2 separate regions of the Homo sapiens genome follow, and region 2 is linked to region 1. The links are chromatin loops, found by intact Hi-C in ENCODE. Cell type or tissue: B cell. All regions are shown on one strand. Each heading gives the region's core, and the rest is flanking DNA. Links, peaks and the distances in the headings are about the cores only.

Evidence for each region. A loop is a pair of places that touch in the nucleus more often than their neighbours do. Peaks named below come from ENCODE experiments on the same cell type or tissue, not always from the same donor. Only the 100,000 strongest peaks of a DNase experiment are listed, where the experiment ranks them.
Region 2: a loop joins it to region 1, with 8 times the contacts of the local background. A loop is called at or near these places in 19 of 110 quality-filtered maps.

Annotation. Positions count from the first base shown.
Region 1 is chr7:5,391,013-5,402,782 of GRCh38, reverse strand. TNRC18 (trinucleotide repeat containing 18) reads left to right here. Exons shown (of 30, transcript NM_001080495.3): 3 at 8,188-8,343. Among named protein-coding and RNA genes, the nearest start is that of TNRC18-AS1, 22 kb to the left of the region's middle. RefSeq lists enhancers at 858-1,359, 4,782-5,151. In B cell, for the core only: a CTCF peak has its summit at 6,149 (motif pointing left); DNase peaks (open chromatin) are centred at 5,412 and 6,052; H3K4me3 peaks cover 1,520 bases; H3K27ac peaks cover 1,739 bases.
Region 2 is chr7:5,471,081-5,482,850 of GRCh38, reverse strand. It overlaps FBXL18 (F-box and leucine rich repeat protein 18), which reads left to right. Exons shown (of 5, transcript NM_024963.6): 5 at 920-7,054. The coding sequence ends at 1,076. Among named protein-coding and RNA genes, the nearest start is that of MIR589, 19 kb to the left of the region's middle. In B cell, for the core only: CTCF peaks have their summits at 4,422 and 4,622 (motif pointing left); a DNase peak (open chromatin) is centred at 4,620; H3K4me3 peaks cover 1,026 bases.

The DNA.
Region 1 (11,770 bases), core at 1,188-9,187:
TCCTGGGTTCAAGCAGTTCTCCTGCCTCAGCCTCCCGAGTAGCTGGGATTATAGGCGTCCACCACCACGCCCGGCTAGTTTTTATATTTTTAGTAGAGATGCGGTTTCACCACGTTGACCAGGCTGGTCTTGAACTCTTGACCTCAGGTGATCTGCCTGCCTCGGCCTCCCAAAGTGCTGGGATTACAGGCGTGAGCCACTGCGCCCAGCCGCATAAATATTATTTTCTAATTTTTTTTTTTGTCTTTTTGAGACAGGGTCTCGCTCTGTCACAGGCTGGAGTGTGGTGGCGCGATCTCGGCTCACTGCGACCTCCGCCTCCTGGGCTCAAGTCATTCTCCCACCTCAGCCTCCTGAGTAGCTGGGATTACAGGCCCACACCGCCATGCATGGCTAATTGTTTTTAATTTTTGTAGAGATGGAGTTTCACCGTGTTGCCCAGGCTGGTCTCAAACTCCTGACCTCAAGTGATCTGCCTGCCTTGGCCTCCCAAAGTGCTGGGATTACAGGCATGAGTCACTGTGCCTGGCCTAAAAAAAATTTTTTTGGGATGGGGTCTTGCTCTGTTGCCCAGGCTGTTCTTTTTTTTTTTTTTTTTTTTTTTGAGACAGAGTCTCGCTGTGTTGCCCAGGCTGGAGTACAGTGGCATGATCTCAGCTCACGGCATGCTCCGCCTCCCGGGTTCATGCCGTTCTCCTGCCTCAGCCTCCGGAGTAGCTGGGACTACAGGGGCCCGCCACCACGCCCAGCTAATTTTTTCTTTTTGTTTTTAGTAGAGACGGGGTTTCACCGTGTTAGCCAGGATGGTCTTGATCTGCTGACCTTGTGAGCTGCCCGCCTCGGCCTCCCAAAGTGCTGGGATTACAGGTGTGAGCCACCACGCCCGGCCAACCAGGCCGTTCTTAAGCTCCCGGCGGTCCTCCCACTTTGGCCTTCCAAAGTGTTGAGATTACAGGCATGAGCCACTGTGCCCAGTTCCTACCGTAAATACTACTTGAGTACCTCCGATGTGCAGCATAGGACTAGGAATAAAAAATAACTCGTAGCATACCTAGTAATGCTGGGGTGAGCAGTCTAGCCAAATGTGGCCCACGTCTTGTTTTTGTAAATAAAGTTTTATTGGTACAGAGCAACGCCCAATCGTTTACTGTCTGGGTGCTTTCCTGGCAACAGGCAGCAGACACCCTTTCAAAGAAAAGCTTGCTGTCTTCAGTGGGCAGAGACAATAAGGAACTAACACCTGTGATAACAGGTGATAAGCAGTGGAGAAAAACATTTCAGGAAAGGGCGTGGCAGGGTAAGTTGCAATGTGAAAAAGGACAGGGAAGGCTGAGCTGTAAGAGAAGGGAGTGAAGGAGTTAGGGTATAGACAGGCGGGAGTGTGCAGGGTCTTCCCTGTATATCTGGAGGGAGGACCTGATTCAGGGCGAGGGGCAGAGGTGGGCCGGAGCTACTCTGGACTAGCCCATTGGCAGTGACAAAGCCTTCTGGTTCTTTGCTGTTTAAGGAACTTATATCCCTATCATGATCACATGCAGCCCCCCCGCCCCCCCCCGACTCGAACCAGGGAGGACTTCAGGTGCCCACCATACAGTTTCTAGAAGGGTCCCCAGCAACTACTGTTGCAGAGGGAAGATTGCATTGGTGGGCCAGACATGGTGGGTGAGTCACTCGGCCTCCCAAAGCATTGGGATTACAGGCGTGAGCCACCGCACCTGGCCTTAGTTTTAATTTTTAATAAATTTTTTTTGAGACAGGGTCTTGCTCTGTCTCCCAGGCTGCACGAAATCTCAGCTCACTGCAGCCTCAGCCTCCTGTGCTCGAGCAATCCTCCCACCTCAGCTTCCAGGGTAGCTGGGTTACAGGCGTGCACCACCACACCCGGTTAATTTTTTTGTATTTTTTTGTAGAGATAAGAGTCTCTATCAGCCCAGGCTGGTCTTGAACTCCTGGGCTGAAGTGATCTGCTGCCCACCTTGACCTCTGGTAGTGCTGAGATTAAAGGTGTGAGCCACCACGCCAGGCTACAGCTTGCATTTTTTTCATGGAGGTGAAATTCACGTGGCATACAATTAACCATTTGAAATGTGTATACTTTAGTGGTGTTTGGTGTATTCATCCTGTGTAATCACCAGCTATCTATGGTTTCAAAATTGAATATTTATTTATTTGAGAGAGAGTCTCACTCTGTCGCCCAGGCTGGAGTGCAGTGGCGTGATCTCGGCTCACTGCACCTTCCACCTCCTAGGTTCAAGTGATTCTCCTTCCTAAAAACCTCCCGAGTAGCTGGGACTATAGGGACACGACACCATGCCCGGCTAATTTTTGTATTTTAAATAGAGACGGAGTTTCACCATGTTGGTCAGGCTGGTCTAGAACCCCTGACCTCAGGTGATCCGCCCGCCTCTGCCTCCCAAAGTGCTGTGATTACAGGCATGAGCCACCACTCCCAGCTCTGAATTTTTGTTTTAAGCAAGGACAAATGGCATTTGGCTAGAAGCAGACACGGACTCTGACCTTGTAGTAGGTGCTTTTAGCTTCTCTGAGCTCCAGGGTTTGTAACCATAAATAATAACAATAATCATAGACCAGGCTCAATGGCTCAGGTCTGTCATCCCAGCACTTTGGGAGGCCGAGGTGGGAGGATCGCTTGAGCCCAGGAATTCTAGACCCCAGACTTCGCAACATAGTGAGATCCTGACTCTACGAAAAAGAAAAAATAAAAATGAGCTGTACATGGTGGTGCACACCTGCAGTCCCAGCTACTCAGGAGGCAAAGGTGGGGCGATTGCTTGAGCCCGGGAGGTTGAGGCTGCAGTGAGTCATGATCGCACCACCTCAGCTCCCCAGGTAGCTGGGACTATAGGCGCCTGCCACCACGCCCAGCTAATTTTTGTATTTATAGTAGAGACGGGGCGGGGGCGGGGGGTGGTTTTCGCCATGTTGGCCAGGCTGGTCTCGAACTCCTGACCTCAAGTGATCCACGATCCACCCGCCTAGGCCTCCCAAAGTGCTGGTATTATAGGTGTGAGCCATCGTGCCGGCTGTGTGTTTTAGGTTTTTTTGTTTTTGTTTTTGAGACACAGTGTCGCACTGTTGCCCAGGCTGGAGTGCAGTGGCGCGATCTTGGCTCACTGCAGCCTCTGCCTCCTGGGTTCAAGCAATTCCCCTGCCTCAGCCTCCTGAGTAGCTGGGATTACAGTTGTGTGCCACCACGCCCGGCTAATTTTGTATTATTGGTAGAGATGGGGTTTTACCATGTCTGCCAGGCTGAACTCCTGGCCTCAAGTGATCTGCCCGCCTCGTCCTCCCAAAGTGCTGGGATTATAGGTGTGAGCCACTGTGCCCAGGTGTGTGTTTTAGGTTTTGACGGTCATTGGTCTTAGCTTCTAAGGTGTCGGGTGAGATAATAACTGGGGTGAGTAGGCGGCAGCCAGTTACTTGATTTGGGGAGCCAGGTCTTGAGCTCAGCCTAGGGCGAGAGGCAGGGAGACCCCCATACCGCAGGTTGGTATGAGGGATTCCAGTCAAGTCTTTCGAGAGGCCAGTGAGCTCTGGGCCTAACTCAGTGCCCCCTGGCACCCTGAGGCTTGCATCCTTCTTGGTGAAACGGGGGGATGGCAACTGCTCGGTCCTTGGGTGTGGGTGTGAGCAGTGGGTGGGGCAGGGGGGCACTGTGGGGGCTTGGAGTATAGTCTAGAGATGGAAGGAGACCAGGCAGGATGGCCTGGCATGGGCTGTGCTTCTTCGGGGTTTATTTTAGAGCCTCTTTTGTGAGTTGCGGGATGCCTTGATCCTCTCCTCACCCTAATGTGTATCTCTTTGCGTTGGCCCTGGGAACATTGGAAATCACATTTATGGCTGGACAGGGTGGCTCATGCCTGTAATCCCAGCACTTTGGGAGGCCAAGGCAGGAGGATCGCACGAGGCCAGGAGTTTGAGACCAGCCTGGGCAACATAGTAAGACCCCATCTCTACAAAAAAGAGAAAGAAAAAAATTAGTGGGGTGTGATGGTGTGTGCCTGTGGTCCCTGCTACCCAGGAGGCTGAGGCTGGAGGATTGATTGAGCTCAGGAGTTGGAGGCTGTAGTGAGCTATGATTGAGCCACTGCACTACAGCCTGGGTGAACAGAGAGAGACCCTGTCTTTAAAAAAAAGAAAAGAGGCCGGGCACGGTGGCTCATGCCTGTAATCCCAGCACTTTGGGAGGCCAAGGCAGGAGGATTGCTTGAGGCCTGCAGTTTGAGACCAGCCTGGGCAACATCGCAAGACCTCATCTCTGCAAAAAAGAAAAAGAAAAAAATTAGCTGGGTGGCCAGGCACGGTGGCTCACGCCTGTAATCCCAGCACTTTGGGAGGATGAGGCGGGTGGATCACCTGAGGTTGGGAGTTCGAGACCAGCCTGACCAACATTGAGAAACCTCATCTTTACTAAAAATACAAAATTAGCCAGGCGTCGTGGGGTATACCTGTAATCCCAGCTACTTGGGAGGCTGAGGCAGGAGAAACACTTGAACCCGGGTGGCGGAAGGTGCGGTGAGCCGAGATCGCGCCATTGCACTCCACCCTGGGCAACAAGAGCGAAACTCCCATCTCAAAAAAAAAAAAATTTTTTTTTGCTGGGCCTGATGATGTGTGCCTGTGGTCCCAGCTACCCAAGAGGCTGAGGCTGGAGGATTGATTGAGCTCAGGAGTTGGAGGCTGCAGCGAGCTATGATCGAGCCACTGCACTGCAGCCTGGGTGAATTGAACAGAGTGAGACCCTGTCTCTAAAAAAAGAAACAACACTCGTGCAATTGGGTAATCCCAAATAGAAGTATGTCCTGGGTGGCAGGTCACAGGTGGCAGGTTCCAGCCACTGTGATATGGCAGGAAGTAAGGAAGATAGTCCCCGCCCTCAAGGAGGGAACTGTCTCTCGGGGAAGACAGAGGCATGAAATCCACAAGGAGGCTGGCAGATCTGTTTCCGAGGGGTTGTGGGTGGTCACAGGTCACTTGGGGCCTGCTTGGGTCGTGTGGCTGTTGGAGGCTTCTCTGGGGCCCAGGGAGACCCGAGGTGGGAGTGAAGGAGGAGCATTCTAGGAGGCCTGGGAGTTCGTGCCTGACGGGCCAGGCGGGAAAGGGGCAGGCTCCTGACGTGACCAGGGAGAAGTTTGTTTGTTCTGGAGAGTGAGGTGAGGGGGGTGGCACGCTGGCCTCATCGCCATAGCTGAGTGGGGATTGTGTGTCCATTTTACAGAGTGGCAGACTGAGGCACTGAGAACGGCACTGCCTTGCTGGGGATGCTGGGGGTTCCCGGCTGCCCCGCCCAGCCTGGGAGGAGGGGCTTTGGGTGCCATTGAGCCCTGTGGTGGGCAGGAGCCGTTGGCTGGCATCCGGGCCTGGGTGCTGCTGGGCGGGTTTCACAAGCCCGGGCAGGGGCCGGCCTGGGCCATTAGGCTTCCGTGCAGCCTGCGGCAGGAAGAGCTGGCGGCTGATGTAAGCTCTTGCGCAAACCCTGGCTGCTGGCTTCCGGAGCCTTCTACCCACCCGCCTGCCACAGCAAGGCGGAAGCCCGGGGCTCAGCAGGGCTTGGAGGCCCTGCTGCCCCGGCTTGGGCCGCATGGATGAACTGACTGGCCACCGAGGCCCCGGGGCCCGAGGGCTTGGCGCTGGAGTCCGGTGAGGGGGCTGGGCCTGGCTGGACTGGAGTGTTGGGGGCCGGACACGGGGTGGTGGTGATGGCGTGTGGCCCGAGGGCACCCCTTGCTGCTCTGCCCACTCCTGTCTTTGGGGCCCAAGGTGGAGGCCCTGCCCTTCTTTGCCTCAGTTTCCCCACATGTACCCCAAAGAAGATGGGTTGGATATTCTGGGATCCTGTGCCCCTGGGAGGCGGTCAGTGAGCACTTGTATACAGGCCCTTTATTGGGGAGAAGGGAGGCACTGGGGACTCAGAGGCTGGACTGGGATCTGTGAGCTCCCACAGGCTGGACCGGGGCCATCTAGGAGCCCACATCTCCTGCAAAGCCACATAACTTATCCATGCCCCCTGTAAACAGTGCTCACAACACAGGGCCTTAAAGGAGGTAGCTCTAGGGTACACACGGAATCCCTCCGCTGGGGGCTGGCCAGTGGTAGCACCCAGCTGGAGGTGCTTTGCTGCCACCTCCTGAGGGTGTTGCTGGGAGGATTTGAAATCAGCTGCACGGTGCCTGGTGCATTCCAGCTTTTAGCGAATGGGTGCCATGGCTGGTTATTGTTATTATTTATATTTTGAGTCCAGGTCTTGTTCTGTCGCCTGGATTGGAGTGCAGTGTTGTAATTGCAGTCACAGCTCACTGCAGTCTCCCAGCTCCTGGGCTCAACCCATCCTCTCGCCTCAGCCTCCAGAGACTATAGGCGAGAGCCACCTTGCCCGGCCTGTTGTCATTATTTATCATTATATTGTTTTTTTTTGAGACGGAGTCTCACTCTGTTGCCCAGGCGGGAGTGCAGTGGCACGATCTCAGCTCACTGCAACCTCCACCTCCTGGGTTCAAGTGATTCTCCTGCCTCAGCCTCCCGAGTAGCTAAAATTACAGGTGCCTGCCACCACGCCCAGCTAATTTTTTGCATTTTTTTTTTTTTTTTTTTGAGACAGAGTCTCTCTCTGTCGCCCAGGCTGGAGTGCAGTGGAGCGATCTCGGCTCACTGCAACCTCCGCCTCCGGGCTTCAAGTGATTCTCCTGCCTCAGCCTCCCGAGTAGCTAAAATTACAGGTGCCCGCCACCACGCCCAGCTAATTTTTAGCATTTTTTTTTTTTTTTTGAGACGGAGTCTCTCTCTGTCGCCCAGGCTGGAGTGCAGTGGAGCGATCTCAGCTCACTGCAACCTCCGCCTCCCAGCTTCAAGCGATTCTCCTGCCTCAGCCTCCCGTGTAGCTGGGACTACAGGTGCCCGCCACCACATCCAGCTAATTTTTTGTATTTGTCTTTTTAGTAGGGGCGGGGTTTCACCATGTTGGTGAGGCTGGTCTCTAACTCCTGACCTTGTGATTCGCCTGCCTTGGCCTCCCAGAGTGCTGGGATTATAGGCTTGAGCCACCGTGTTCGGCCTCATTATATTGTCATTGTGGTTAAACACATGCTTCCTTCCCTATCATTCCCGAAGGGAGGCATGTTTATCTCCATTTTGTTGATGTGCAAACCGAGACCTGGTAAGGGAAGCCCCGTGCGCCAGGGCCTGCATGCTTCTCTCTGACCTGTGACCCAGAGGCCTGCCAGGGTCTTCCCTTAGAGGGGATGGCGTTTGGGGCTCGTGGGACAGAGCCCCTGGGTGGCAGCTGGGAGGCACCCTGTCCGATGTGGGCCTGGCCACGTGGGGCATGGCGGGGCTGGCTGTGGCTTCCACCCAGGCCCTGCTGATTTCCATCATGTTTCTGAGCAGCAGTCTGCCCCGTGGCCCCTATTGGCAGTGACCCCGGGGTGGGGCCTGCTGTCTGGAGGGGTTGCCCTCCACGGGGCTCCCTTAGCGGCCCCCACGCCTGCCGCTCCATTCATCACGGATTCATTCCCTAAGCCACTGTGGCTCGGTGGTGCCAGCCATGGGCTGGGGGACACCCTGCAGGGCTGCATTCTGAGTCCCTGCTTTCTGGCTGTGTGACCTGGCACTTCCCATCTCTGAGCCTCACCTTCTTTTTCTGTGAAATGGGCACACGGGGCTGGCTAGGGCTGCTGTGGGAGGTGATTCTCTGGCTGGAGGGTGGGTGTCCTCTCTGGGCCTGCAGAGCTCAGCATATGAGCCCCCCGCCTGTAAGTCCCCCACCGCCTTGCCCTGTGGCCTCTGGAAGTCCCAGTGCGCCACCGACTTCAGGATTCCACCTGCAGATGGGGAGAATGGTGCCGGGCCGGATCTGGGCTGGTTGGGCGGCAGGGGTGGAAGGCCCTCCTCCGAGGGTGCGGGGTGCCCAGGGCTGAGGGTCTGCTGTGGGGGGCTTCCTGCCGTATTGTGCTTTCTCAAGCCCTGGGTCTGGTTGGGTTGATCCAGGACCATCTTGCAGCCCAGGGGTGGGGCCGGAGCAGGGGAACCCTCTTTGGTCTCCTGGCCAGCATCAGCTCCACACAGCTGGGGAGAGGCGGCGGTCTCGGGGCGGTGGGTCGGGGCGGTGGGCTGGGGCGGCGGCGCCTCCCTGGTTGTCTGCCTGACGGTCCTCCCAACTTCTCTCTGCAGGCGAGGCCTTCTTGGGCAGCTTTGTGGCCAGCGGGATGGGGCCCTCGGCCTCGTCCCATGGGAGCCCAGTGCCACTGCCCTCTGACCTGTCTTTCCGCTCCCCAACCCCTAGCAACCTGCCCATGGTGCAGCTGTGGGCCGCCCACGCCCATGAAGGTAAGGAACATGCCGGGGTCGGGGCTGAGGGCTGCTGGGCTGACGTCCCAGCCACTCTGGCCACTTCATGTGCCCCTCTGTTGTCATCGCTGAGCTGGGGCTGGTGGGTCCCAGGTCACCTGGCTTCCCTGTTGTTTCTCAAACGCTCAGGGCTTCTTCTTGTCACTGTCACAGGGCATTTGTATGAGCTGTTTCCTCTCCTTTCAGCCTGACACCCCATGCCACAGACCACCTTCCAGTCCTCCTCCGGCTCAGCTCAGAGACCCCCTCTTCCGCACCCACTTCCATCACTTGCTTGTGACGACAGATTATCTCATCATTCATGAACTACCCGCTTTCCCACCGGAGTGAGCCCTGAGTTCAGGGCCTAGTGTGATCTACTCAGCACTGTATCCCTGGTACACAGTAGGCTCATTAATAATTACAGGAGCAGGCCGGGCATGGTGGCTCACAGCTGTAATCCCAACAGTTTGGGAGGTGGAGGTGGGAAGATCACCTGAGGGCAGGAGTTCGAGACCAGCCTGGGCAACATAGCAAGACCCCATCTCCACAAAAAAAATTTCCCAGAGCGGGGGGACCTGGGGCTGTTGGGGCCTTTTCTTCTGCATTTCTGCAGCCATGCCCCTCAATGTAGGGGCTCTGCAGGCCTGGCTTCCCCGGGGTCGTGAGCAGATTCTGGATTTCTCTAGAGCCTCACTTTGATTTTCTGCCTGCAAAGGAATGGGCCTGCAGACCTCCAAGCTCCTCTGTCTTCTCTGGCTTTGACAGGTTCTGGATGTTGGGCGCTAGGTACTTCCTTCTCCCTCCTCCCTCCTTCCTCCTTCCTCCTCCCAGGTGTCCTGTAGGTGCTCGTGGTTCCTGGAAGGTTGCAGCCCTGGAGCTCCTGCTGCAGGCTTAGGGCTCTTCCGGCCCTCCCCAGCCACTCTCCCTCCACTTCCTCCTGCGGGGCCAGGTCTGACCGTCATCCCGAATCCTGCGGCTGCTGTGTTCAGCCCAGGAGGAGACAGGTTCAGCCAGAGGCGTCTCTAGTCACAGGACCCCATCCAGTCCTTACAGTACTTTGCCCATTGTACAGATGAGGTCAGCGAGTCTGCTCTTCCTGGACACTCTGGGGAAGGCATCTGAATCCAGGCACGAGGGTGCCCAGCCTGCACAGAGTGGGCCTTCTAGGCTGGGGTCGCACCTGAGCCTCCCACTTTAACCAGCCAAGGCAGATGCCAGAGGGTCTGGATGAGGAGAGCCTGCCTCTCGGGACTGTCTGCCACCAGCTCACTACCTCTCTGTCCCTGAGACTTTTCTCTTTGGCCAACAAATCCTAGTGATGACCACAAACACACAGGGTGCTTACCACAGCCCAGTGCACACTCAGCTCACTTCAGCCTCAGAGCCAGCCCTGCCCGGGGGAGGGACTGTTAGGCCCTTTTTTTTGAGACAGGGTCTTGCTCTGTCGCCCAGACTGGAGTGCAGTGGTGCAATCTCAGCTCACTGCAACCTCCGCCTCCCAGGCTCAAGCCATTCTCCCACCTCAGCCTCCTGAGTAGCTGCGACTACAGGTGCACACCATCACGCCCGGTTAACTACTGTATTCGTTTTTGGTGGAGTTGGGGTTTCACCATGTGTCCCAGGCTGGTCTTGAACTGCTAGGCTCAAGCGATCGTCCCACCTTGACCTCCCAAAGTGCTGGGATTACAGGCATGAGCCACTGTGCCCGGCCTATTAAGCCCATTAGGTCCATTTTACAGACGGGAGAGCAGAGACCTGATGCCTGTGTGGGAGAGCTGTTTTTTTATTGTTGGTTGTATTTTACTTATTTATTTATTTTTTGAAATGGAGTCTTGCTCTGTCGCCCAGGCTAGAGTATATAGTGGCACAATCTTGGCTCACTGCAACCTCTACCTCCCGGGTTCAAGCAATTCTCCTGCCTCAGCCTCCTGAGTAGCTGGGATTACAGGCGTGCGCCACCACGCCTGGCTAATTTTTGTATTTTTAGTACAGACAGGGCTTTACCATGTTGGTCAGGCTGATCTCGGTTCACTGCAACCTCTGCCTCCTGAGTTCAAGAGATCCTCCTGCCACAGCCTCCTGAGGAGCTGGGACTACAGGCGCCTGCTACCACACCCGTCTAATTTTTTGTATTTTTAGTAGAGATGGGGTTTCCCCATGTTGATCAGGCTGGTCTCGAACTCCTGACCTCGTGATCCACCCAACTCGGCCTCCCAAAATGCTGGGATTACAGGCATGAGCCACTGCTCCGGCTGGGAGTGCTGTTTGAATGATTGGATGAGAGAACAGGTATCGGGTAGCCCTTTTGTTTGTGGGTGTTGTCAATGGCATGATTATTGACAAGGCGGTGCTGGAGAGAAGACATCGGCCCAGTGGACCAGGGACAGGTCCTGCATCCCTGGCCTTAGCAGGGGCAGCTGGGTATGGGGTACCTGAGTCCCTGAGAGATCTCTAATTGGCCTGGGATCCCATAGGACTCTGGGCTTAGGCAGAGAATCAGGACCCTTACCCAGCACCCTAGCACCTGCCTGCCTCTTAGGGCTGTCATTCTGTGTGCCCTTTAAAAAAAAAAAACTATTTAAATTTTTTTTTTTTTTTTTTAAATAGAGATGGGGTCACACTATGTTTCCCAGGCTGGTCTCAAACTCCTGGGCTCAAGCAATCCTCCCCCATCGGCCTCCCAGAGTGCTGGGATTAAAGGTGTGAGCCACCATGCCTGGCCTCTGTGTGCTCTCTTAGGTGACTTCTCCTCTCTCCATGGCTACCCCTTCTTTCTTTGTCCTGCAAGGTCCCAATTCTGTTTATTTTTATTTTTAAAAAATTCTGAGCCGGATGTGGTGGCTCACACCTGTAATCCCAGCACTTTGGGAGGCTGAGGTGGGTGGATCACTTGAAGCCGGGAGTTCGAGACCAGCCTGATCAGCATGGTGAAACCCCATCTCTACTAAAAATACAAAATTAGCCGGGTGTGGTAGCAGGCGCCTGTAATCCCAGCTCCTCAGGAGGCTGTGGCAGGAGGATCTCTTGAACTAAGGAGGTGGAGGTTGCAGTGAACCGAGATCCTGCCACTGCACTCCAGCCTGGGCCACAGAGTAAGACTCTGTCTCAAAAAAAAAAAAATCTGAATAGTTGAAGTCAGCACGTCCTGATGCTGGTGCTGGGCATTGCTGGTGAGGGGGTGGCCTTTGGGGAGGCGGGGAGGATCCTTGGTGGGAGGAATTCCTTCCTGGCAGCTCCTGCCTGGGAGACCCAGCAGCTGAAGATGCTGGGTCCGCTGAGGTTCAGAGAAGGCAGGTGACCAGCTTGGGGTCACACAGCAGAGAAAGGGCCTGTGTTAGGCTGAGGTTAAGAGTCCTGGCTGCAGGGTTCGATGGTCTCGATCCAAAGCCAGGCAGCTCTGCTGTATCGTCTTGGGCAAGTGGCC
Region 2 (11,770 bases), core at 1,317-9,316, 80 kb before region 1:
TTGCCCAGGCTGTTCTGGGACTCCTGGCCTCAAACAATCCTCCCACCTCAGCCTCCCAGGTGTTGGGATTACAGGGGCAAGCCACAAATGCACTTGCATTGCATTTTGGCCTAGGAGGGCCAGTAGGGCTGTGCTGGTGGCCTGCTCTGACTGTGGAGGGGTCCCTGTTCTGCTTCATGGCCCGCTGGGGGACTGTGGTTGGTTGTAGGGTTGTGGGGAAGGCAAAATGAGGTCATGTCTGTCGAGCTCAATGCAGCGTCTGGCACTCGGTGGGCACCCCGTGGCAATTGTGCATGAGTTTTCGTGCACAGCGTGGCGGGGGCTGGTCGCCTGGGGGTGGGGGCATTGGGGGGGGGTCGCCTACCTGCCATTTGTCATGCGGTCAAACGTGTGCTTTTCCTGAGTGGCCACCTGGGTATCTGCTCCTCCCAGCGACTGCTGCTGCCTCACTGACTTGGCAGTCGCACCCCCTTGAGGTGGCCCACCTGCGGCTGTGGGGTGTGGGCACCTGTCCCTTCTCTCTGTCCTGGCCGTGGGGCTTCCGTGGGCCAGGGGCCTCGGATCTGCCACTCCTGCAGTGGGGTCCCTCTGCTGCCCTGGGGCCCAGCAGCACGTCTGCAGAGCAGGGTTGGCCTCCGGGGCCTCTGATCCTCGTGGCTGGCATGGAGCGGGTGCCCCCTGAGCCTGGAGAGAAGCGTGTGGCCTGTTCCCGGCTGCCGTGCTCCTCCCCAGCTCTGTCTGCCACGTACAGGGCCCTTGAGGCACTTAGAGGGTGACTCTGGCAGGCATGGTCTGTCTGGGAGCCCCAGGTGAGCCCGGGACGGGGAGGCAGGTGTGAGTGCCTCCTGGGCTTCCCCAGCAGGCTCCGCCCCCTCCGTGGCCACCCATGTAATCCGCTGACCGCCTGTCTCTGGTTCAGCTTCCAGGCCGAGCGGCCCGCGTTAAACGTCGTCATCTTCCCTCTGCTCCACGAGGGCCTGACCGACGTCATCCGGGACGTCCCCCTGGTGCACCTGGATGAGATCACCTTATTTAAGAGCAGAGTGGCCGAGGAACCGCCGAACCTGTGGTGGTGAGAGGCGGAGCCGCCGCCCATCGGTCTCAGTCACCTCGAGAAGCTGCAGGAGCCTGGGACGCCAGGGACCCTTGGTTTGTCACAAGAGGAAGGGGGCCTCTCTCCCGGCCAGCCACGCCCCACCTGGCTCCTGGGGCTCCCGGCGTCTCCACGGCTCTCTCATGGGGACTGTTGCTCTGTGAAGTTTAGGTCGAGGGGATGCGTTCTGGGTGACATGAGGGGGCTCGGGGGACGGTCGATGTGGGGGGCTGGCTGAACCAGGCTGACCCTTGGGGCCTGGCTGGGGGGTTTGTATACTGAGCCGCAATCCCTGGGGGCCCTGTCCACGGGCCTGGAGGGCCCGAACCCCCTGCCACTTCCGACCGGGAAGCGTGTCCCTTGGCTGTTGTGTTTGTGGTCACCTGCCACCGGGGCCCCGTGGATGGGCGGCCACATGCTGTCCCCCTGAAGTCCAGTCGGCCGGGCTGGTCACCGTGTATCTGAGTGTCCCCTTGCATGGTCAAGTGTGACATGGGGAAGGGCCTGCCAGTTTAGTGGCTGCAGACTTGGGACTCTCCATCCCATTAGGACACACTTGAGCCCACTCATGTCTCTGGGGCTTTTCTAGCCAGATGATGCCTGTGGCCCCAGAGAGGTCCCCTGAGGTTGGGACTGCTGGTTGGAGCCTCTCCTGTGACTTTTCAGCCCAACCAGCAGGGCCCGTTTCTAACGAGAGAGGCCTCCTCCCCCTCCCACCCACCCCACGGCCTTCAGCTTCCCTGGGAAGGTCCATGCGCGTTCCTGGGGAAATCGATACACATTCGGCTTTGTTAGAATAACGCGAAACATTAAAACCCAGAAAGGATTCTTAAGGCTGGAGTAGCAATCACATGACCCCATTTCAAATGACTTCATTTAAGACTTTAAAAATACTCAGCTGGGCGCGATGGCTCACGCCTGTAATCCCGGCACTTTGGGAGGCTGAGGTGGGTGGATCACGAGGTCAGGAGTTCAAGACCAGCCTGGCCAACATGGTGAAACCCCATCTCTACTAAAAATACAAAAATTAGCTGGGCGTGGTGGCGGGCGCCTGTAATCCTAGCTACTCAGGAGGCTGAGGCAGGAGAATCGTTTGAACCTGGGAGGCGGAGGTTGCAGTGAGCCGAGATCACACCATTGCACTCCAGCCTGGACAACAGGGTGAGACTCCGCCTCAAAAAAAAAAAAAAAAAAAAAAAAAAAAAAAAATATATATATATATATATATATTCAACACACTTTGGGAGGATCACTTGAGCCCAGGAGTTTGAGATCAGCCTGGGCAACACAGGGATACCCCATCTCTGAAAAAGAAAGAGAAAAAAACAAAGTTATTCCAAAAATGAGGACATCCTCCTGGCATCTGAGTCCTCACCCCATGTGCCACGGTGGCCGCTTCTGCCGTCCTCCACCTCCAGGCGCTCCTAGAGCTGTCCCTGGGCCAGTGGCTTCCAAAGGGGGCTGTAGTTGGGCCCTGCTAGCCTGGACCGCCGCCCTGGCCGCTCTTGGTGAAGGGCCCCTTGTCCAGCCCGCCTTCCTCCTCCTGGGTTTCCGTGTGACAGATGCCCCGTCCTGTGGGGTGGTGTCTCACATTTGCTTTGCTGTTAAAAAATGGGGTACACCATCCCCAGGCCTCCAATCACCGGCCCTGCCCCTGAGTGGGGATGGTTTTCAGCAGCTCCTTGCTCTGGGGGCCAAGCTCCTTGTCCAGGAGGCCTTTGGAGAACTGGGGTCAGAGCTGTGGGGAGGTACAGCCCTCCTGTGCAGGCTGCCTCCCAGCTCTCCACCTGGCAGTCTTGACCCCACCCTGGCGCCTCTGCTCACTGGCACAGGTGGATCTGGGGTTTGAGGTCTCCTCCCACTTCACCCTGACTTTCTTGTATGTATGGGGTCATCGCCTCCTCTCTGAAGCCCACGGGTCCTCTCCCAGCCCCAGGCTGCACCCAGTGCAGAACCTTTGCCTCCTGGCCAGAGGGACCCTTCTGCAGGCTGATTCCAGCAGTGCCCGATGGTGGGACCCACACCAGACCAAGCCTTCGCCTCCCAGAGGCCTCCTGGCCCTCCTGTCATGGCCTGTGAGAGCCACACCCCTAGGCCCCGTCTCCTAGTCTGCAGGCCGCAGGACCAGCTGCCCACGGCCCCAGGGGGCAGGGGCTGTAGATGAGGGTCTCAGAGGTGGTGGGAGCACCCCCCCCACCCACAGTTCCTGGGCATTTCTTTAGAGCTTTAAAATGGCACCTGGAGACCACCAGGCGCGGCGATCAGATCGGGTGGTGTGGTGCCTCCTGGGACTGACCACTTCTTGCTCTCCGACCAGGCAGGGGCGAGTGGCCTGGGAGGTTCCCGGACCCTCAGGGGGCCTGTGTCTCTGGGCACCGCAGCTCCGCCCCACTCCTTCCTCCAGAACATTCCCCACTCGGGCTAGAGAATTGCGTCTGCTCCAGGAATGCATCCTAGCGTGTGTACGATCGCGCCTGGGTGTCCTGTTCTCATGAGCAAGCGGTTTTAACCAGCAGCATAATTTATACTCATAGACAGGACTGGGGGAAGGGCTGTTCCTGAGGCTGGGGTGCAGTGCCTTGGAAAGCACCCCTGAAACAGTGGACCTTGTATTTTTAGTGTCCCCTGCAACCATCCTCTGACTTAGAGCAAGAATTTCCGCTGCTGCTACCCCCGAGATGGGCTTCACCAGATGTTAATAACGTGCTTATTTTCTCTAAGTGCTATTTTGGCACCAGCGTTAGTTGCAATTTATATTCTGCAGCATTTGATGCTGGGAAAAGAACCCACCCTAATGGTCCCCAATTGGCAGAGCTCGGCTGTTAAGCAGCAGACCATATGCTGCCTGCTGGAGGAGCGTGGTCAGCACTTGTCCCCGTGCCTGCGTGCGTGTGCCTGCGTGCACGTGTGCCTGCGGGTACCTGTGCCCTGTGTGTGCACATGTGCCTGCATGCGTGTGCCTGCGTGCACGTGTGCCTGTGTGTACATGTGCCTGCGTGTACCTGTGCCCTGTGTGTGCACGTGTGCCTTCGTGTACCTGTGCCCTGTGTGTGCATGTGTGTGTGAGTCACGTCTTCCGTGTGTGTATGTGAGGGAGAGACTGTGGGGTTGGAGGGAGGGAGGAGGGGAAAGGGTATGTATCCCTTTGTTCTTTAAAAGGGAGAGCCCCAACCTCTCTGGCTGCCCCCTCCTGCCTGTGCTCCCAGCTCACCCCACACCTAGCTGCTATTTATTCTCCTGACCCCCTTCCCGGCCCTGCAGCCCCGTGTCCCGCAGCCTCCGCCCCGCCTCCTGCTCCACGTCACCAGGCAACACTCGGCTCCACCAGGCTTCCGAAGGTGGCCCAGAGCAGGCACTTGAGCCTGATGACCCAGAGCAAAGCTGCCTTTCTGGGCCTTGAGTACTCCTTTCTGCTATGGAAGGCTTTTCTTGTTTTCAACGGCCCGTCCAGCCCAGGGGGGCTGGGTGAGGGCCGCTTCCTTCTGCAGCAGAGGGGGCGGGCTCTATCCTTGCCATCTGCTGCCCCCAGAGGCCCTGCCAGGACATGGGCCTGAGCGGTTTCTTCTCCAAGAGGCCCTCCTGGGACCTGTCTGTGCACAGGGCGGGAAGACACTTGCTGCTTCGACCCAGGACGGCAGCCAGGACGGGCTGAGCTCCTCTTGCGCTGCAAACACACAAGGGTTGCCTGCCAGCTCAGCAGCGCCCTCCCTCAACCACACCCTGGGTCCGGACCCAGAGCCACAGGCCGTTGGACCCAGGGGACCGGGGCTGGGCTCAGGCGTGGGCCTGGAGGGCTTGTGGAGGGGCCAGACCTAGAGCCGTAGGGCTCCAACAGCTGAGGGCTGGGCCCCTGCCGGCCAATGAAGCTCCAGACCAGTGCTCCGGCCTTGGCGGTGCCAGCAGTGCTCCTGCAGGGATGGAGGGTGCTGGAGGCCTGGATGCGGGGACCTTGATCCCCCAGCAGGCAGCGCTGTGGCAGCCTCCCACCTCCTCTTCCCCTGTTATCTGCTCCTTTTAGGATCTGAAAATTACAGAGCCTTTTTTTTTTTTTTGAGAGGGAGTCTTGCTTTGTCCCCCAGGCTGGAGTGCAGTGGCACGATCTCAGCTCACTCACTACAACCTCCACCTCACAGGTTCAAGCGATTCTCCCACATCAGCCTCCTGAGTAGCTGGGATTACAGGCACCTGCCATCATGACCGGCTAATTTTTGTATTTTTGCAGAGATGGGGTTGCACCATGTTGGTCAGGCTGGCCTTGAACTCCTGACCTCAAGTGATTCTCCTGCCTCGGCCTCCCAAAGTGCTAGGATAACAGGTGTGAGCCACCGTGCCTGGCGCATTACAGAGCTCTTGTAAGAAAACGTGTGAAATTCATGGACAAAGTGAGGTGATGAAGTGTGGGGCCACTAAACCAAAGGCAGAGGAGACGTCGGCCACTTCCTGTGGACGTGGGCAGAGCGCTGCTGCCAGTTCCTGGTAGCCTTGACCACGACGCTGGGGGGTCTTTGTGATGGTCATGGGTCTCATTTGCACTTGGGGGTGTGGGATTCAAGTTAGAAGTTTCTAGATCTGGCCGGGCGCAGTGGCTCACGCCTGTAATCCCAGCACTTTAGGAGGCTGAGGCAGGCGGATCATGAGGTCAGGAGATCGAGACCGTCCTGGCTAACACAGTGAAACCCCGTCTCTACTAAAAATACAAAAAAGTAGTCGGGTGTGGTGGCGGGCGCCTGTGGTCCCAGCCACTCAGGAGGCTGAGGCAGGAGAATGGCATGAACCTGGGAGGCGGAGCTTGCAGTGAGCTGAGATCGCACCACTGCATTCCAGCCTGGGCGACAGAGTGAGACTCCGTCTCAAAAAAAAAAAAAACAAAAGAAGTTTCTAGATCTACTGGGCATGATGAACACAAACCCCACAGACACTGAGGAACCCAGTGGTGGCAGTGACTCGGGCTCCTCTGCTCTCTAAAGCTCCTTTGAGAAACATGGGAGGGGCCGGGCGTGGTGGTTCACGCCTGTCATCCCAGCACTTTGGGAGGCTGGGGCAGGAGGATCGCTTGAGCCCAGGAGTTCGAGACCAGCCTGGGCAACATAGTGAGACTGTATCGCTACATAAAATAAAAAAAAAAGTTAGCTGGGCATTGTACATGTGCCTGTGGTCCCAGCTACTCAGGAGGCTGAGGCAGGAGGATTGCTTGAGCCCAGGAGTTGGATGTTGCAGTGAGCCAAGATCGCACCATTGCCCTCCACTCTGGGCCACGGAGCAATACCCTGTCTCAGAAAACAAACAACAAAAAGCAGAAACGCTGAAGGGGTCGGTTTACGGGAAAACCGCCTGTCAGAACACTTGGCTACTCCTACCCCAGATCAGTGGACCTGGGAATGAGGGTTGGTCCCGGGAGGCTTTTCTCCAAGCTGTTGCCACCAGACCCGCCATGGGAACCCTGGCCACAGAAGCCTCCCGGGGAGTGAGCCAGAGCCTGGACCGCTGTGCTGATGTGTCTGGGGTGGAGGGAGGGTGGGGAGTGTGCAAGGGTGTGTGTGTGCCCGGGGGGTGTTCATGGGCAAGCATGTGCGTGCCTGTGTGTGTGCGTGCCCCTCCCCTGCAGCCGTCGGTGGTATCTCCCTCCAGCCCCTTCGCCACCTTCTGAGCATTGTCTGTCCACGTGAGACTGCCCAGAGACAGCAGAGCTCCACGTGGTTTTAAGGGGAGACCTTTCCCTGGACCTGGGGGTCTCGCCGTATCTCATGACCAGGTGCTAAATGACACGACATGCATCACCTGCCTTTCGATGACCAACCTCCCTGTCCCCGTCCCGCTGACCTGCCCCCGTGGCGTCTCACGGTGATGCCTGCTCCTGACATTGGTGTTCACTGTAGCAAACTACATTCTGGATGGGAATTTTCATGTACATGTGTGGCATGTGGAAAATTTCAAATAAAATGGACTTGATTTAGAAAGCCAGGCGGCTGTGTGGTCCTTCCAGCACGGATACTTTGACCTCTTGCCTACAACCCCTTCCTTGGGTCCGAGGCTGGTAGCTTTGTTCACTTCCGATGGTTGGGGGCGGGTGCCGTGCTTGGGGAGGCGGGTTGTCTGAAACAGAGGTGTGTGGATGGAGACACAAGACCCAAAGCGGGGGGCAGACACTCCCCAGGGGGCATCAGGAGGTGACAGCTGAGACAGCCTTGGGCTGGGGAGGCCAAAGGTGAAAGAGGAGGCTGCGTAGGTCAGGATGGGCCTGGCAGGGAGCAGTGCAGGTACACTGGCACGGTTGTGCAGGCTACACACTGCAAAAGCCTCCCTGTGGTCTGGTGGCAGCTCAGACAGCAAAAGTGGTGGCTGGCTGAAGGCAGGCAGGGCCGAGTCAGCTTAGGCTTTCCCTCAGGGCTGTGGAAACAGCCTCAGCATTGTTCATTTTATTTTATTATTATTTTTTGAGATAGAATCTTGCTCTGTCGCCCAGGCTGGAGGGCAGTAGTGTGATCTCAGCTCACTGCTACCTCCGCCTCCTGGGTTCAAGCGATTCTCCTGCCTCAGCCTCCGGAGTAGCTGGGATTACAGGCACCCACCACCACGCCCAGCTAATTTTTAAAATATTTTCAGTAGAGACGGGGTTTCGCCATGTTGACCAGGCTGGTCTCGAACTCCTGACCTCAAGTGATCCACCCGCCTCGGCCTCCCAAAGTGCTGGGATGACAGGCGTGAGCCACCAGGCCTGGACCATCTTAACCATTTTAAAGTGCATAATTTGGCCAGGCGCGGTGGCTCACGCCTGTCATCCCAGCACTTTGGGAGGCCGAGGCGGGCGGATCACGAGGTCAGGAGATCAAGACCACCCTGGCGAACACGGTGAAACCCCGTCTCTACTGAAAATACAAAAATATTAGCTGGGCGTGGTGGCGGGCGCCTGTAGTCCCAGCTGCTCGGGAGGCTGAGGCAGGAGAATGGCCTGAACCCGGGAGGCGGAGCTTGCAGTGAGCCGAGATCGCGCCACTGCACTCCAGCCTGGGTGACAGAGCGAGACTCTGTCTCAAATAAATAAATAAATAAATAAATAAATAAATAAATAAAAAATAAAGTGCATAATTTGCCAGCGGAGGATTTTTTTGAAGAAAAAAAAGTAAAATAAAGTGCATAGTTCAAGCTGGGGGCGGTGGCTCATGCTTGTAATCCCAGCACTTTGGGAGATCGAGGCAGAAACAACACTTGTGCCCAGGAGTTTGAGAGCAGCCTGGGCAACGTAGTCAGACCTTGTCTCTACAAAAAGTACAAATATTAGCCGGGCATGGCGGCACACACCTGTCTGTGGTCCCAGCTACTTAGGGGGAGGCTGAGGCAGAAGGATCGCTTGAGCCTGGGAGGTCACTGTTGCAGTGAGCCGTGATTGCACCACTGCACTCCAGCCTGGGTGACAGAGCGAGACCCTGTCTCAGAAAAAAAAAAAAAACGAACTGCACAGTTCGGTGGCATTAAGCACATCACAGTGTTGTGCAGCCATCATCACCATCCGCTTCTAGAACTTTCTCATCTTTCCCAACTGAAACTCTGTCCCCATTAAACATTCACTCCCCAGCCCCCTCCCTCAGCCCCAGGCACCCACCATTCTACTTCCTGTCCCTATGAGTTTGACTCCTCTGGGTGCCCCATAGAAGTGGAATCTGGGCCAGGCACAATGGCTCACGCCTGTAATCCCAGCAGTTGGAGAGGCCAAGGCTGGTGGATCACCTGAGGTCAGGAGTTTGAGACCAGCCTGACCAACATGGTGAAACCCCATCTCTACAAAAAGTACAAAAATTAGCCGGGCATGGTGTGGCGCACGCCTGTAGTCCCAGCTACTTAGGAGGCTGAGGGAGGAGAATCACTTGAACCTGGGAGGTGGGGGCTGCAGTGAGCCAAGGCCGCACTATTACCCTCCAGCAGCCTGGGCAACAGAGTGAGACTCCACCTAAAAAAAGAGTGAAATCTGCAGTGCATGTGCTTTTTTTTTTTTTTTTTTTGAGATGGAGTCCCATTCTGTCGCCCAGGCTGGAGTGCAGTGGCACAATCTCGGCTCACTGCAACCTCTGCCTCCCGAGTTCAAGCAATTCTCCTGCCTCAGCCTCCTGAGTAGCTGGGTAAGAGGCATGTGCCACCATGCCCAGCTGTTTTTTGTATTTTTAGTAGAGACGGGGTTTCACCATGTTGGCCAGGCTGGTCTCGAACTCCTGACCTCAGGTGATCCACCCACCTTGGCCTCCCAAAGTGTTGGGATTACAGGCATGAACCACCGCACCCGGCACTTGTGCTCTTGAGGCTGGTGTATTTGCAGTGTCAGTTTGGGGCAGAGACCTCCTTTACCTGTCCTGGGCTCTGGGAAGAGGCTCGGCCCAAATGTGGCAGGAGGTGGGAGGAGGCACCAGGATCCGGATGGGGACAGGGCTGCCGGCAGAGGGTGGGCTCCAGGGCTGCTGCAGAACGGAGCGGCCAGGGTGGGGCCCCTCACATGAGCCAGGGACTCAGCAATGCCTCCTTCTGGCTTGGTTCTTGAGGTGATGGTGTTTCTCTGGCAGAAATGGCGACATAGGGCCAGGAGCCTCCCATCCTGCCCAACATTGTCTGAGCCGTTGCCTGCAGCTTGACATGTACACACCGTCCCCTGGTGATGTCTTGTGTCTGGCTGGAGGGAAATCAGCGGTCGGTGCTGGGGAATTGGGCAGTGGGTGGGGGCTGATACTCTGTGCTGCCGACGCCAATGGCTGCAGCAGGGGAGAGAGGATGGGAATGTGTGCAGCGAGGAAGCCCAGGAGCCCTTCCTTCAGAGGAACATGTGAGACTGTCATTACAGTGACAGGCAAGCGGGGGAGAGGAGCGCCAAGGCTGAGCAATAGCCAGAAACATTCTGTCTTGTACATAACAAGGCACTCCCAAGTTCAGGGTCCAGAACGGCCACTGTGGGGTGCTCACGGCTTCTCCAGGGCAGGTATTTGCACAGGGGATGGCACTACGAGTTATCTGTTCCATGGTGTCTGGAGCCTCCACCACAGTGACTCAGCAGTTGGGGACTGAAGTCTCCTGGAAGCATCTTCACTCGCAGGTCTGGTGGTCAATGCTGGTGTTGACCTGGACCTCAGTGGGGCCTGTGGCCAGAACACCTCCATGTGGCCTCGTGTGGCCTCTCCATGAGACCTCTCCATGTGGCCTTGTCACGTGGCCTCTCCATGTGGCCCCTCCATGTGGTCTCTCCATGTGGTCTAAGTGGCCTCTCCATGTGGTCTCTCTACATAGGCTAGTTGGGCTTCCTCACAGCGTGGCAGCTGGGTCCCAAGAGCAAGCGTCTCCAGAAAACCAGAAGGACGGGCCCTGGCTTTGGCTGTCACATGGCATCACTTCCACACCCTGTTGACCAAGGCAGTCCCAGAAGCTGCCACAGTCAAGAGACGGGGCACAGACCCCCCACTTGCCAGGATGAGTGATGAGCTGTCATTGCAGAAGACCTCTTGGGGTGGGAGGTCATGTTGTGGCCATTTTTAGAAAGTGCGTCTTAGTGCACTGGGCCTGTTGGTGTTGGCCTTGGCCTTGCTGAGGGGCGTGCTGGGGGTGTAGTGGGGGCAGCGGCTTCAGCCCAGGTCTGGGGGAACTTGTGTTTTCCCACACACCTCCTGAGCTGATGCTCCTGCTTCATTTTTGTTTTGAGATAGGGTCTTGCTCTGTCACCCAGGCTGGAGTGCAGTGGCGTCATCCTGCTTCACTGCAGCCTCGACCTCCTGGGCTTGAGTGATCTTCCTGCCCCAGCCTCCCGAGGAGGTGGGACTGTAGGTGCGCCCCACCACACCACACAGGGTCTTACTGTGTTGCCCAGGCTGGTCTCAAACTCCTGGGCTCAAGAAATCCTCCCGCCTCAGCCTCCCAAAATGCTGGGATTACAGGCGTGAGCCACCGCGCCTGGCCATGATGCCCCTGTTTTGTGGGGGGCACTACGCCAGGGAGGCCAGAACATGCGAAGAGCCCTGAAAAGGTCAGGGGTCTGTACCTGGAGTCGACTGAGTGTGTGAAGCCGCCTGGCCTTTGTCCATGTGGCGAGCCTTTAAAGTAAAAATGAAAAGCACTTTGGGAGGCCGAGGAGGGCAGATCATGAGGTCAGGAGATCGAGACCATCCTGGCTAACACGGTGAAGCCCCGTCTCTACTAAAAATACAAAAAATTAGCCGGGCGTGATGGCGGGCTCCTGTAGTCCCAGCACTTTGGGAGGCCGAGGCAGGCGGATCACGAGGTCAGGAGATTGAGACCATCCTGGCTAACATGGTGAAGCCCCGTCTCTACTAAAAATACAAAAAATTAACTGGGTGTGGTGGCGGGCGCCTGTAGTCCCAGCTACTTGGGAGGCTGAGGCAGGAGAATGGCGTGAACCCGGGAGGCGGAGGTTGTAGTGAGCCGAGATCGCGCCACTGCACTCCAGCCTGGGCGACAGAGCGAAAAAGCCCCGGCCCGTGTGTTCCGAGGGTTTGCACTGGAAGCCTCGGGAGTCGTGGCTGGAGGAGGGCGGAAGAGCCAGCTCGAGAGGCTTTGGCTGCCCCCAGGAGCCCTGCACAGCGGCTGATTTATTGCGGGCGTTGAACTTGCAGGATAGTGGAGATGGCGTGACGGAATCCTAGCTTCGGAGCCATGGTTTGCCGTGACCCTTGCTTTGCAGATGAAGTC